Regions from separate parts of the Mus musculus genome. Here region 1 is linked to region 2. The links are chromatin contacts, found by Hi-C or POLR2A ChIA-PET in ENCODE. All regions are on one chromosome and are shown on one strand. Each heading gives the region's core, a stretch centred on a gene start or an enhancer-like site at or near the end of the contact. The rest is flanking DNA. Distances are from core to core; before and after follow the strand shown.

Region 1 (6,468 bases), core at 881-3,380, 36 kb before region 2:
AATTCACTGAAATCCTAGAGACCCAGCCTCTTGAACGTTGGGATCACAGGTGCGCACCACCAATCCCAGCTTTCATTTGTCCAAAACGACTTACACTGATTAATTGCAAAGGACCTGGCACAGAGTAAACATTTAATGAATGCTGTCTTGTCAGTCTTGCTTATCAACCAGCACAAGTCAAAGGCCCCTGCCCCAGACCCGAACGGGCAGCGACTGCCAAGAGTCCAGTTGCCTCAGATGGGGTCCTTTACAGACCCAGTAACTTGCACAGCCGCAGACAGGTTTTCTCACGAAGACGCAAAATCGGCTACTGCGCAGGCTCACCCCCAAACCCCCCCCCCAAGTCCACGGGCCGGCACAGACTACCTAAAGGGTTCACCAGGGGGAGCTCTCTTACCTACAATTTGCCCAGACCCGCCCTGATGTCCGTTAGCGTTCTCCGGGTGGCAGAAGAGAAGCAGCCAGCATCACCATGACAACCAGTGACCTAGGCCCCTCCTTCCCCACCAGCATGTCCTGTGAACAGCCCCAAAAGCAGTGTTTGGAAGAAGGATGAGAAAGGAGAGTTTGAAAGGAGAATCCAGGGCTCTGGGGGAATTGTGGTGAAATCAGAACTATCACATGAAGGCAGGAATCACAGGCTGGTGGGGTTCTCATGGTTTCAGGGCCCAGGGAGTCATATGTCCCCTAGAAAAAAAGCAGTGCGTGCGTTCTGTGATGGAGTCTATGGGTCATGACGTACACCAAAGACACTCACCACGGTGGACCAGCCTAGCACACGGTTCCGGGAGATTACTTTGATGGCCACCTAGAAAAAAGGCTGAGATAAGGGGGCAGCAGGTGATCCCAGACTTCCCAATTCCAGTCTCTCCACCCGGGTATTCCTAGTTCCCATACATATCACATCCATCGGAGCTCAGATGCCCACCCAGCATTTAAGTCCTCAGAAGCAAGTTCACCTAAACATATTTACGCCTGGGCTCTCGTTAAGAAAGCATCAAGACCCCCTGAAATCCAGAACGGGAGTGAGTTGTAGTTTTTTTTTTTCCTTTTGCTTTTTCTCTCGCACTGTCTTTCTACATGCCTCCCCCCTCCCCCCGCCACGATGTTGGTTATTGAACTCAGTGCTTGTGAATGGTGGACAAATAATCTACCACTGACCCATATCCCCAGATTCGAATTCCAAGTCTTTTTGTTTTGTTTTGTTTGTTTTTTTTTTTTTTTTTGACGTCGCATGCCCTCCTCCATCATCCTCATCTCCAGGACAACTCTATCTGGATTGTTGTTCTCACGACTCCACACTTAACACCTACTTTTAAAACATCCCCACCATCTCAGACACACAAGCGCACGCACATCAATTCCATGGATCTTGGGGTCCAGTCCTGATATCTGCCCCCTCCCTAGTAGAAAGCGCCAATCTTCTAGAATTCTTGCCCTGAATCCTGCCCACCCCCATACCCACCTGGACTGCAGACACACGCGCGCACTCACACTCCTAGCAACCCTGCTCCTTATGATTCTACTACACATTTGCAGACGCAGGCTCCCCACTGAAGCAACTGGCATCCCAGTCACTGGTACCCCACCACCACCCTTCGCCAAAACACCTGACCCTCCGAGAACCCCTTGTAGGGGATACCTGACGTCTATCCGTGACGCGGTGTCCCGCGAAGACGGTGCCAAAGCCTCCCTTACCCAGGAGGGGGCCAAGTCGGTATTCGGCCTCGAAAGCTGCCCGATCCTTGCCTCCTACGCAAGCGGAGGCGAGGAAGTCAGGGTGGCGGTGTACTCTGATCCCAGCCATGACTCGCCCCCACACCAGCACCCATCATTCCAGTCCACCCAACCTGCTTGTGACAGAGGAGGCTACGCTCACCTGGAGGCTGCGTGGGGGTCACAGGGGGCGAAGGATGCCCCTGCAGAGGCTTGGTCAACATGGAGGAGGTGCTGCGTATATTGAGCCCGCTGAATCCGCTGAGCCCGCAGGGCGTGGATGCCCGGGGCAGAGCGGCCGGAGAGCCAGGGCTGGGGGGCGCCAGGGTGGAAGGCAGGGAATCTGGCGGCCCGGAAGCGCCTGCAGACGGCGCAGCGTTAAGATTCGTCGCGCGCGCCAGCCCCAACGCTACTGAGCCGGGGCACGCGCCTCCCGGGAGAGTCGCCCTGCGCGACAGACCCGCCCACCTGGCTTTGATCAATCCGGACGCGGCACCTGCTGTACCCCAGCCAATCCGAGCCAGTCCTTATTTGCATGCCACCCTCAACGTTTCAAGTGCCCCTTATGCAAAATACATGCCAGGTTCTTCCGCGGAGGAAGGGCCTGTATGCAAATGTAGGAGGGTGCGCGCGCGTGCGCGCACACACATAGACAGACGGACACACAGACATGCACGCTTCTGGGAATTCCTTTGCGACAACTGCGTTTGTTTTGGTTGTTGGTGTGGTGGGGTGTGTACACACTTTTAAAAAGCGCAGCCTCCTTTCCTAGGATGCAGGTTTGCTGCCGCCATCACCTTTGCTGCCTTGAGTTCAGTAAGGAGACAACGACAAACCAGCTTTTAAAAATCAGAGCCTGGAACTAGACAGGATCCTGTCACGTGTGTTTCACCCAAGATCAGGCAGCCTTTGCTCCAAAACTGTAATCTTATAGGAGAGCTGGTCCACTCTTCAGGGAAGGGTAAAATTCTTTACCGTCATCAAAAGGAAGGGATGCAGAGGAAACAATGGCAGTTTGGCACCTGTAGGGTGCTTTTTTGCTGCCATTATCCTATACAAACCTGGCTAGACTTGGCTCTGTTACTCAGTCTGGGTCTTGAATCTATAATGGCAGGACTTAGTTCTTGTGGGAACTACAACTTCCTTGTAAAAAAGGAGCTGGGAACTGAAAGCGAGGTCAGACTGGGCAACATAGTGAGACTGTCTTAAAAGCAAAAGGTCTTCAGGTAAGGCTGCTGACCTCAGGACTCACATGGTGAAAAGGGAGAAATGACTTCTATAAGTTGCTTTCTGACCTCCAATCGTGTGTGGAACTCACATACCCACACGTACACCAAGAACGGGAGAACCACCATTAAAGATATAGTCAGACACATTCAAGTAGACTTGTCCTAACCTAGGTGTACATGAAAATGTGTTCCGAAAAGAAACATTCAGTGATATGACTTGTACTGTCCTACGGGGGTCACTTAATACCATATGCCCCCACCAGAAATTGACAGATTTGTCACAAGCACACAAGCACCACCAGATATGTACATTCACAGAAATATTTGTGCTGCCCCAGAAATGAGAGACCCAGAGTCTGTCACAAGAATATACAGTTGTTCCACACATACACGCACTGCTCCAAAGCAGGTACGTAGTCATCCTTGGGCTCTAAATCACCACATAGATAAGCAAATCAACAAAAGCCGGACCCAATCACACACTATCAGACACGCAGCTTATCACTGAAAGTATCCAGACAAACTACAGATGTACTGTCACTGAGAGACCCACGCAAACATGCATTTCTTTCTCTCGGATACCAGACACAAACTGTCATAGGCAGAGTCCCACACTCAGTCACCATCTGATACACCTGGAAACAAGCCTCATCGGAAACAGACACATCCACACTCAACCAGAGACACTGGAATTCAGAGAAACTGGTTGACTCAAGACTCAATGTAGTCACAGGCACAGACAATACACGCAAAGCAGAAAAGGTAACACATAATGTCCCTTACTCAGCCAGCATCCCTAGGTGTCTCCCTATGATCCTGACAGGCTTTAGTGGAGGGGAGATCTTAAGACACACACAAACAAGATAAGTAAGCATCACAGCCCCAGCCCAGAAGTTTATTTATAGTACAGTTCTTCGGAATAGTCGTAGACAGAAGGGAGAGTGCCAATGGGATCACACAGGGTTTTTTCAGGTGATCCCTTTGTCTTGCTGAAGATAGGGTTAGGGCAAATTGCAAGTAAAAGCCAAGAGTAGCAAGAGTCAGGCTGAGGCCAAATGGTACAAACTTACAAAATACGGTAATACCCCCACCCCTAAAGTCTGGTAAGAACCCCAACATTTGTGCTCTAAGAGTGTACCAGGTACTGTTCCCAGTAGTACATTATTGACCATACACATTCTCTGTCAATACTCACAAATCAGAGAGCATGAGGTAGCAGACATTAATGACCCCTGTAGTTGCAGATGGGACACTTTAAAGTCAAAGAGAGCCCAAAGCCACACAGTGAGACAAGGCAGGTAGATTTGAAATGAATCAACCCTCTTGGCGTGCTCATGCTTGACCACGTATTTCAGATATCCTGTAGCCACCCACTGGGCAAGCCATACCCTCACCGTAGGGCCACCCTACACAGCCTTCTTCTGAAAGGACCTCACTGAGGCATTGGGGAGTGGGAGAAGACTGCTCTGAGGAAACCTGAGGGCCAGCCAGCCTTCTCTAGCTGGGCTTTACAAACCCTAGCAGGGGTATGGACAGAGGTGTCAACAGACCTGAGGAACAAACAACAAAAAAAGGATTTAGCCATTTCATCCTCCAACGTTTAAAACCCAGTTGGGCAAGGGCCACCTCTGGTCACTGAACTCATTAGTGATTGCTTATTTCATCAGATTATCACAAGAATGAATGAGCATTAAGGTTGAGAGTAGAAATTCAGACACCAGTCTTGGCCTCTGGCTCATACAGTCCTTTAAATTAGCCCTAGGCTCCCTAATGCAAATATGGTAGGTGGGAGTAGGGACTTCAGTTTCAGTCGATTTGGTTCTGAAGTTTATGATTTTTAATAAAAGCGTCTTGCTGTATAGCCCAGCTGGCCTGCAACTCAAAAGATCCACCTCTGCCTCTGCCCTCCTCAGTGCTGGGATCAAAGGCATGACCACGACCAGTTGTAGAGTTGTTGTTGGTTTTGTTCTTTTAAGAAACAATCTTGGTTATGTGGGTTAGGTTAGTCTTAACCCACCTGGGCTCTAGAGATTCTCTGCCATCAGTCTCAAGACAAGAAGTTAATTTAATAAACAGAAGATCAAATATGAACCCCAGCTTACAGAGAGCACCTACTGGAGAACAAGCAGACCTCTGGTCAAAGCAAATCCTGTGCTTCCCAGAGGCCCATCCACCCGTGTCCCACACAGAATAGAGTTGCTCAGGGAAACTGACATTTGGTTTTATTGTGCCAAGGACATTACAGATGGTGGATCTTGTCAACACCTGCAGTGCACGGGTGCCCCATCTGCTGAGGCTGCTCCCACTCCCTAAATTCAAATCTTGGGTAGTGGCCCTAATTTCCCAAGACACCCCACCTCAAGCCTTCCAAACAGACTAGCGGTGGTGAAGGCAAAGCAATGCAGCAAGGTCAGGGTCTCACTGTCCAAAGTCAGTCTGCCACCTGCAATGCCTGTCACCTCCCTCTACCTCATAGCCTTTGCCCTTCCAAGGAACTAGGGGCCAAAAGACAGCAGAAATCCATCTTTTTTCTGCCCTTTCTGTCCCATGGCCAGCCTGCCTAGCTCCAAACCAGAGATGCCACCCTCAAAGGACCAACGTTGCCATGAATATTCTTTTTGATTTGTTGATTTTGTGAAATAAAGCACATTTTAATTAAGAAAAATTTTAACATTGAAGGCTCAGATTCTTCGGATACTAGAAGGAAAACTTGCCACTTCCATTTTCCTGTCATCATTGCTGGGAAGGGATGACAAGTTTATCTGATCTTTAAGGAAGGGTGAGCAGAAGACTTCCTTTGTCTGAATGTCTCTCTTCTGGGGCTGCCTGGCTGCCAGATGGTCTGTCTCTGTGGGCCTCTTGCCTACCTTCCGCACCCTTTCCAGAGTCCCCTGTGGAATGCTGAGATGGTGCTGTGCGGGGGCAATAGGGCACTTCAGCTGGCAGAGACCAATGGTGGTGGCAGGGATGAGATGGATGGAGCGCATGGGTGGGCCGGCCAGAGGGAAGTGGAAAAAAAAAAGGAAAAGAGGAAACAAAAGAAGGAAGCCAAGAGGGAAGAAAGCCAAAGAAGTTTGGGTGGCATCAAAGGGCAGGAGTGGGGGATCGGGAATGATGTCCAGTCCCTGGGTGTCCATCAACTCTTGTCTGGGGGTGGCTCTCTGTGCACTTTGTTTTTCTTCATACTGTCTAGGTATTCCTGTTGGGACACTGCCAGCACCGATGCTAGGATCTCATCATCGTCCCAATCATTCAGACCTGCTGGGCAGGAGAGAGAAGAGGACAACGATGATGGGGGGCCTCAGGTCACTTTCCCTGATTTCTGTCTGATCCCTGGCTCTGGAAAAGTCCGTTCAGGTCCCAATCACTCATTGACTCCCTCAACTCTGTGAAGCCCCACTAGACCCACTGTGGAGAAAATCTTTGGGGCCTGAAATTTTCCCTCATGCCTCTGATTTGGGAGAGATGGCCAGGGGCTTCAAAAAATCCTCCGGGCTCTCCCAACTTCCAGCTGGCCCATCCC
Region 2 (6,372 bases), core at 1,606-4,105:
AAGTGAGAAACAATGAAAATAGGGTCAGAACCTCTACCAGTCCAAGGGATGCCTCAGGCTTCTGGTCCCAAGACCTGACAGCCTTCTTGGCTCTGACCTGAGGGTAAGAAGAAACCAGAACACCCAGGTGCTCTGTCCAAAGAAGGAAGCCTCTGGCCATATTGAAGATGACTTCATGTCCTCTCCCTGGTGAGAAAGAATCACCTGGTGTGGTGGGAGGAGAGCTGCATGCCTAAGCAAGGACTCAGGTCTCAGTCCCCAAGGCAAAGGAATCTCTTTTTCCTGAGGAAGATGGAAAGAGGCCTAAAACTAATTTCCTCAAAACTGTATCATTCCCAGGTTCAAATAAACCCCAAAAGAGACTTATGTTCCTAAAAGCCTCCTATGAAGAGGATACTTAGGTCATCTTAGGTGACAGCCCCAAAAGATTCAGGCCTCAGATCCTAAGGTGTAGAACAATTCCTCACACAACTGATGTGATGTTGAGAATTTCCTCATTCCTCAGGAAACCTATAACCATGCCCCACCCAGTCCTGGTGGGAAATGTCAGACTGGGTGTGAGGAGCATCTCAAGGTACAGGAGGAAGAACTTCAGGCATTACCTCTACAAACAGTCTTCAGTGGCAAGGATGGGGTTCCTGTTCCTAAAGAAAGCCTTATTATGTCCTTCACAGAACAGAGTCTCAGGCCCTTGAAGGCAGATTTAGAGGGAGGTATCTGACATGGCCTCTGGGTCTCCAAACTGCCCATGTCCTGAGGCTGGAGTTTCTGAGGCAGGGATTGGACAGGACGCAATGTTTCCAGGCCAGACTCTAGACCCCATCCGCAAAGTCAATAGGTGAGAGTTCTCCACATGAGATGGAGCGCTTCCTGAGAGAGACTCTCAAGTTTTCTTTTCCAAGGAACTTAATCTGGGTCTAGTGACTTGAGAGCTCTTTTCCTATGAGATTAACAGCTCAGCCCCTTGGGTATCAGAGAATTCCAGATGCACAGAAAGGGAGAACTGAGATGTTGAATCCCTGAAGTAAATTTCAATAGGTACGACATATATATATATATATACACACACACACACACACACACACACATATATATATATATATATATATCCATCCATCCATCCTTAGGGAAATATATGAACACACACACACACACACACACACACACACACACACAAGAGCATAGACACCAGCCCATGACTGAAACTGTGTTCTGAAGAAGTCCTCTTGCCTGGAACATCTGTAATTAAACCCCGGGCCATAAGCAAAGAGGTCTTTACGTCAACACCGACTGTGAGCCACAGTTCTGCTTCTAGGTACTGGTTTTGGCCTTTGTCCCTAAGCCACTGAGAATTTTATCTTCCAGAAAGACGTTTCACAACACTGGAGGGATACTTTGGAAATCACTATCTAAAAGGTGTGTGGGTATACTCTAAACCTTCAATTCTACAAGCAAGTCTAGGTCCCCAAATACAGGCTTAGGACTCCTGAGGAGGCCACATGGCTGGTGAGCAGACTCAGCAAAAGAGAGAGGTCCTTCCTACATCAAGGGTTTAAGTTTCTTGGGTATGCTTAGACTATTTCTCTGAGGACACCACCTTAATTCGAGTTCTTTGCGGGAGGGAATCTCACACTTGTCCTAAAGGAAAAAGTTACTGAACCAAAGTCCCTTAGAGAGGCCTGAGAGCTTCCTCTAAGGAAGGGCTCCATCGTATCTGCGACTCCTGGGGAATTCCCAATGCCAGTCACTTAGAGAAGATCTCAGGACTGCAAAAGAGTACTTTAACTTACTTAACTTAGAGCCCCTATCAAGTCCTCGGGGGAAGCCATGCCTCCACCACCAGGAAAGAATGTCAAGCCCAGCATCAAGACCTGGGTTTCTTGGACCAATCTCAAACATTTTCTTGCGCTCCTTCTCAGCCTGGTAGACTCACTCGCTGTTTCTGCCCAACAGCCCCTCACCTTCCAGCCCTTACCTGTTCTACAGTGGCGGGATCCATGGCCTCGATTCGCGCTGCGGCAGCTTCATACTCGTCTTCACTGTTGTAGCCCGCTCCGACCTCTTCACGTTCCGGACTGGCCCCGCCAACTGCGCCAACGCCGGGAGCTTGACGCCGCCGCTTGCTGTGCCCGGGCCCCGAGCAGCAGCCGCCCACGCCCACGGTACCACCCACGCCCACCACCACCCCTGCCGCGCCCACCCCCGCAGTTGTCGCACCAAGAGCGTCACCAGGACCGCCGCCGGGGCCACCGGGGCCCCCACAAGGAGGTGGAGAAGCCTGCTGTGGCCGAGGGCCCGCGACTGCGCCAGGCGGCACGGCCAGTGCCCAACGATGAAGAGCACCAGGCGGCCCCGGGAGCGGGCCCTGAGGTGGCGGCGAAGCCCGGGGACGGGCCCCCACGACGCCGGAGTCACGGTCGCGCTCTCCTCCGCCCACACCCGTGCCGCCGCCACCCACGCCTACACCCGCACCGCGCCGAGGCGCCGGGGGCAGCGGCCCGGGCGGCGGCGGTTCGTTGGCCGGGTCGGCGTCGGGAGGTGGCGGCTTCTTTTTGGGGAGAATAGTCATGGCGGCACCGCCAAGTACCCCACAGCAAAGCAAACGCGGAGAACGCCGGGAGAGAACCCGGATGAGGGGGCTACGGTCGTGCGCGAGGCACGACGGGAACAGCAAGGCCTGGATAAAGAGATCAGGACACCGGTTCGAGGACCGCAGACGGGACGCGGGTCACGCCCAGGAGGAGATCCCGGATGTGAAGTCCAGTGGGACGGTACGGAGACGGATTGGTCGCAGCCTTGTCTCCCTCCAAGGCCGGCCGAGCTCTCTGCTACCTGGTTCCGGGATTCGGCTTCAGAGGAAACACAACCAAAACAAGCACCGCTTCGCCCCGCCCCTCCGCAGGTTCCTCAACTACCGGGTGGGGCTTCCTGGTTGTGCGCATGCACAACAGGACGCAGCCCCGCCCCCTGCACGGAAGTACGTGGGCAAAAGGCTCGCCCGCCGGGACGACTGCAGACACCAGCCAATTGAAGAGGCGCGTAAAGCCTTGACGACACCCACTGGCCAATCCGGGTTGAGCGCTCGTTCTCAAGTCCTCCGCCTCGAATTTCAAAGTCGGCAGCCTTCTTCCCAGCTTCTCCTTTCGGCTCCCAGTCTATGCTTTACTTTCCCCGAGGTTTGAGCTCAGAGGCGTCGGCACTGTGCATAAACAGAGCGGTCTGTCTTACTATATACAGTAAGACTCGGCTCTCCAAGGATTCCATCTGGAACTCAGTTACACTCACTGGAAAACATCAACATTCCCAGAGCACAGCGTCCCCTCTGGCGTCACTTCCTGTTCCTCCCATCCGCCAACCCAAGAGGGTGGGTCCTACTTCACCCTGGCAACAGTCGTAATCTTGCGGTGATTAGTTCCACGAAGCTGTCCATCACTTCAGATGGGCCAACCGATAGACAGACGTGCACCGTACTGATAGTGTTTGGCGGAAAAACACGCCTTCTCTGTCACCTCCGCCCTCTTACCCTCACGTTCACCTCTAGCGTCTGTCTATTGCGCAGGCTCGGTACAGGCTTTTCACCCCCCCTACCACCAAAACAAAACAAAACAAAAGTTTACTCAGGAAAAGAGAATATTTACGAAACAAGACTGTCAGCAGCTAGTGTCACCCAGTGGTGTTGGCAAACTCCTTGATATTGAGCAGCTAAAACGCTAATACTATCTTGGCCCTTAATGTCTGAGTGTTTGGAACAAGTCAGTTCACACCCAATCTAGTCTCTATTTCTACTTCTCTATAGATTAGCGATAACTTTTCTTTCTTTCTTTTTTTTTTTTATTTAGTTTTTTCGAGAAAAGGTTTCTCTGTGTAGCCCTGGCTGTCCTGGAACTCACTCTGTAGACCAGGCTGGCTTCAACTCAGAGAGATCCTCTTGCCTCTGTCTCCTGAGTGCTGGGATTAAACCACCACCCAGCAGCAATAATTTCTATGTGGTAGAAATGAAAGCCAATAAATGGCCGGGTTCTGTGCATTGTACACAGTAAGTGCTATATAAGTTAGAACCTGTGGTAGTGCAGAAAAATCCTGGACGTTGATTCCTTATAAGGAAAACATCAGTTCTAGGCACACGTGGATCATTATGAACTATTGACTTTGTACAAATCATTGTCTCTTTTGAGATTACATAACAAAAGTGCAATATCAAAACTAGTATTATCATGGCTCTGGAGGCTCAGGCAGTAGGAGCAAGAGCTTAAAGCCAGGGGCTTGAGAAACGGCTCAGTAGTTAAGAGTATAGTTAAGAGTAAGATGGCTCAGTAGTTAATCACTTTCCGAGGACTCATGTTCAATTTCCAGCACCCACATGTGGGCTCACAACCATGTGTAACTCCAGTCCCAGGGAACTGACACCCTCAACTAGGAATGTATGATGAAAAATGCATACATGCAAACAAAATATCCATACACATAAAATAATTTTAAGTGATTGTGTGTGAGGGAGAGGGAGGGAGAGAGGGGGGGAGAGGGAGAAGGAGAAGAGGGAAAAGGAGGAGAGAGAGAAGGAGAGGGTGTTAGTTCAAGGGTAGCCAGGACTACATGTTGGGACTGTCTCCAACAAAAGATATTCTGGGGAAGACAGAAAGACCACCTAACCTCCTCCCTTCAGATGACGCTTTTTTCTCTGAAAGGCATCAGTAGTACATGGGTAAATATGGGTCCTAGTAATGTTTTCTGTTCCTGAGATTTCACAATAGGAGGAGACTCATATCTACGGGACTTCTGTGGTCATGGATTTCTGCCAAATACCTATAAACATTACCCTGAATCGTCTAATGGTTGTCTCCAGACCCATATTTCCCATTCCCTACTGCTCAGCATCTAAAAACTGAACTCCTATTATTCATGACTAGCCTTCACCCCATACTTAACTATGTACCTGGCACTGTAAGAATTTCCTCCAACAGCAAAAGGCACCCTTAGCCAGTCATTGCCCAGCCCGGAAACCTAAGAGTCAAATTTTACTGTTTCTGCTTCTCCAGCTCTCACCTTTGCCTTGGAAATCCCAAGTCCCACCCATCCCATCTCTGGAATTTCACACCTCTCCAATTCACTGCTACCAACCTAGCCATCATCCCCCACCAAATGGACTACCACAAAAACCGTCTGACTGATCACTGATCTTTCTTCCTCTAAGACTTTTTCCCCATGGGCAAAATTATCCTTCTGAAATGCAAACACAATGCCTGGCCTGTTTCTGAGTCTTCAGTGGTCCCCCACTTCTATCTCAGACAAAGTCCCAAATCCATCTCCTAGTTTCAAAAGCCTTTTGCAATCTGTACTATCTACTTCCCTCTTCAGCCTTGCACTCACTCCCCTTCCAGCTAGTTTGAAGTCCTTTCAGTTCCCTGAAGGCTTTAGGCTCAGGCTCACTCTCTGATCATTGGACACACTGTGCCCTCCACCCACGTTTTTTAGCCTTCCATCTCTTGCTTGACTAACTCCACCTCCTTCCTTGAAGGCTGGCCAGTTAAGGTTACCTGGCTGTCTACGTGTTTTTTGCTTTGTTTTTTATATATTAGGTATTCATTTACATTTCAAATGCTATCCCAAAAGTCCCCCCATACCCTCCCCCCTCCCCCCGTGTTTTTTGTTGTTGGTTTGGTTTGGTTTGGTTTTGGTTTTAGTTTTTTGGTTTTTCTTTTCTTTTTTTTTTTTTTTTTTTTTTTTGGTTTTTCGAGACAGGGTTTCTCTGTATAGCCCTGGCTGTCCTGGAACTAACTTTGTAGTCCTGGAACTCACTTTGTAGACCAGGCTGGCCTCGAACTCAGAAATCCACCTGCCTCTGCCTCCCGAGTTGTGGGATTAAAGGCGTGTGCCACCACACCCGGCAGGGTTTTTTTGTTTTTGTTTTTGTTTTTTTGAGACAGGGTTTCTCTGTGTAGCCCTGACTGTCCTGGAACTCACTTTGTAGTCCAGGCTGACCTCGAACTCTGAAATCCGCCTGCCTCTGCCTCCCAAGTGCTGGAATTAAAAGTTTGCACCACCACGCCCAGCTTTCTACGTGTTTGTATAACCTATCAATCTCACTTGTACCACACTGTATTATGATTGTCTGCCTGCCTCCCATATTTATCTATGATCTAATGATGCTATTGTGCCCATCAGTGTACCTTACTACTAGTACATGATGGGCTGTTAAAAAATACTTGGTGAGGGCTGGAGAGATGGCTCAGCAGTTAAGAGCACTGACTGTTCTTTTGAAGGTCCTGAGCTTAATTTCCCAGCAATTGGTGGCTCACAACCATCTATTATAATGAGATCTGGTGCCCTCTTCTGGTGTGTCTGAAGTCAGCTACAGTGTACTTATGCATAATA

The links. Hi-C counts contacts between places; a loop is a spot of excess contacts on that map. ChIA-PET counts read pairs that join two places held with the same protein, here RNA polymerase II (POLR2A).
Region 1: a loop to region 2 is called in a map of heart, with 2.9 times the contacts of the local background. The contact joins the promoter of Pim2 here to the promoter of Otud5 in region 2. A Hi-C loop is called at or near these places in 8 of 37 maps with a recorded cell type or tissue (gastrocnemius, heart and left cerebral cortex). POLR2A ChIA-PET finds 5 or more read pairs at or near these places in 3 of 5 experiments (Patski and embryonic stem cell).

Annotation. Positions count from the first base shown.
Region 1 is chrX:7,873,968-7,880,435 of GRCm38, reverse strand. Pim2 (proviral integration site 2) reads right to left here and starts at 2,130. Exons shown (of 6, transcript NM_138606.2): 1 at 1,880-2,130; 2 at 1,643-1,752; 3 at 758-808. The coding sequence starts at 2,117. It overlaps Otud5 (OTU domain containing 5), which reads right to left. Exons shown (of 9, transcript NM_138604.3): 9 at 3,810-6,203. The coding sequence ends at 6,082.
Region 2 is chrX:7,838,314-7,844,685 of GRCm38, reverse strand. It overlaps Otud5 (OTU domain containing 5), which reads right to left and starts at 2,855. Exons shown (of 9, transcript NM_138604.3): 1 at 1,976-2,855. The coding sequence starts at 2,569.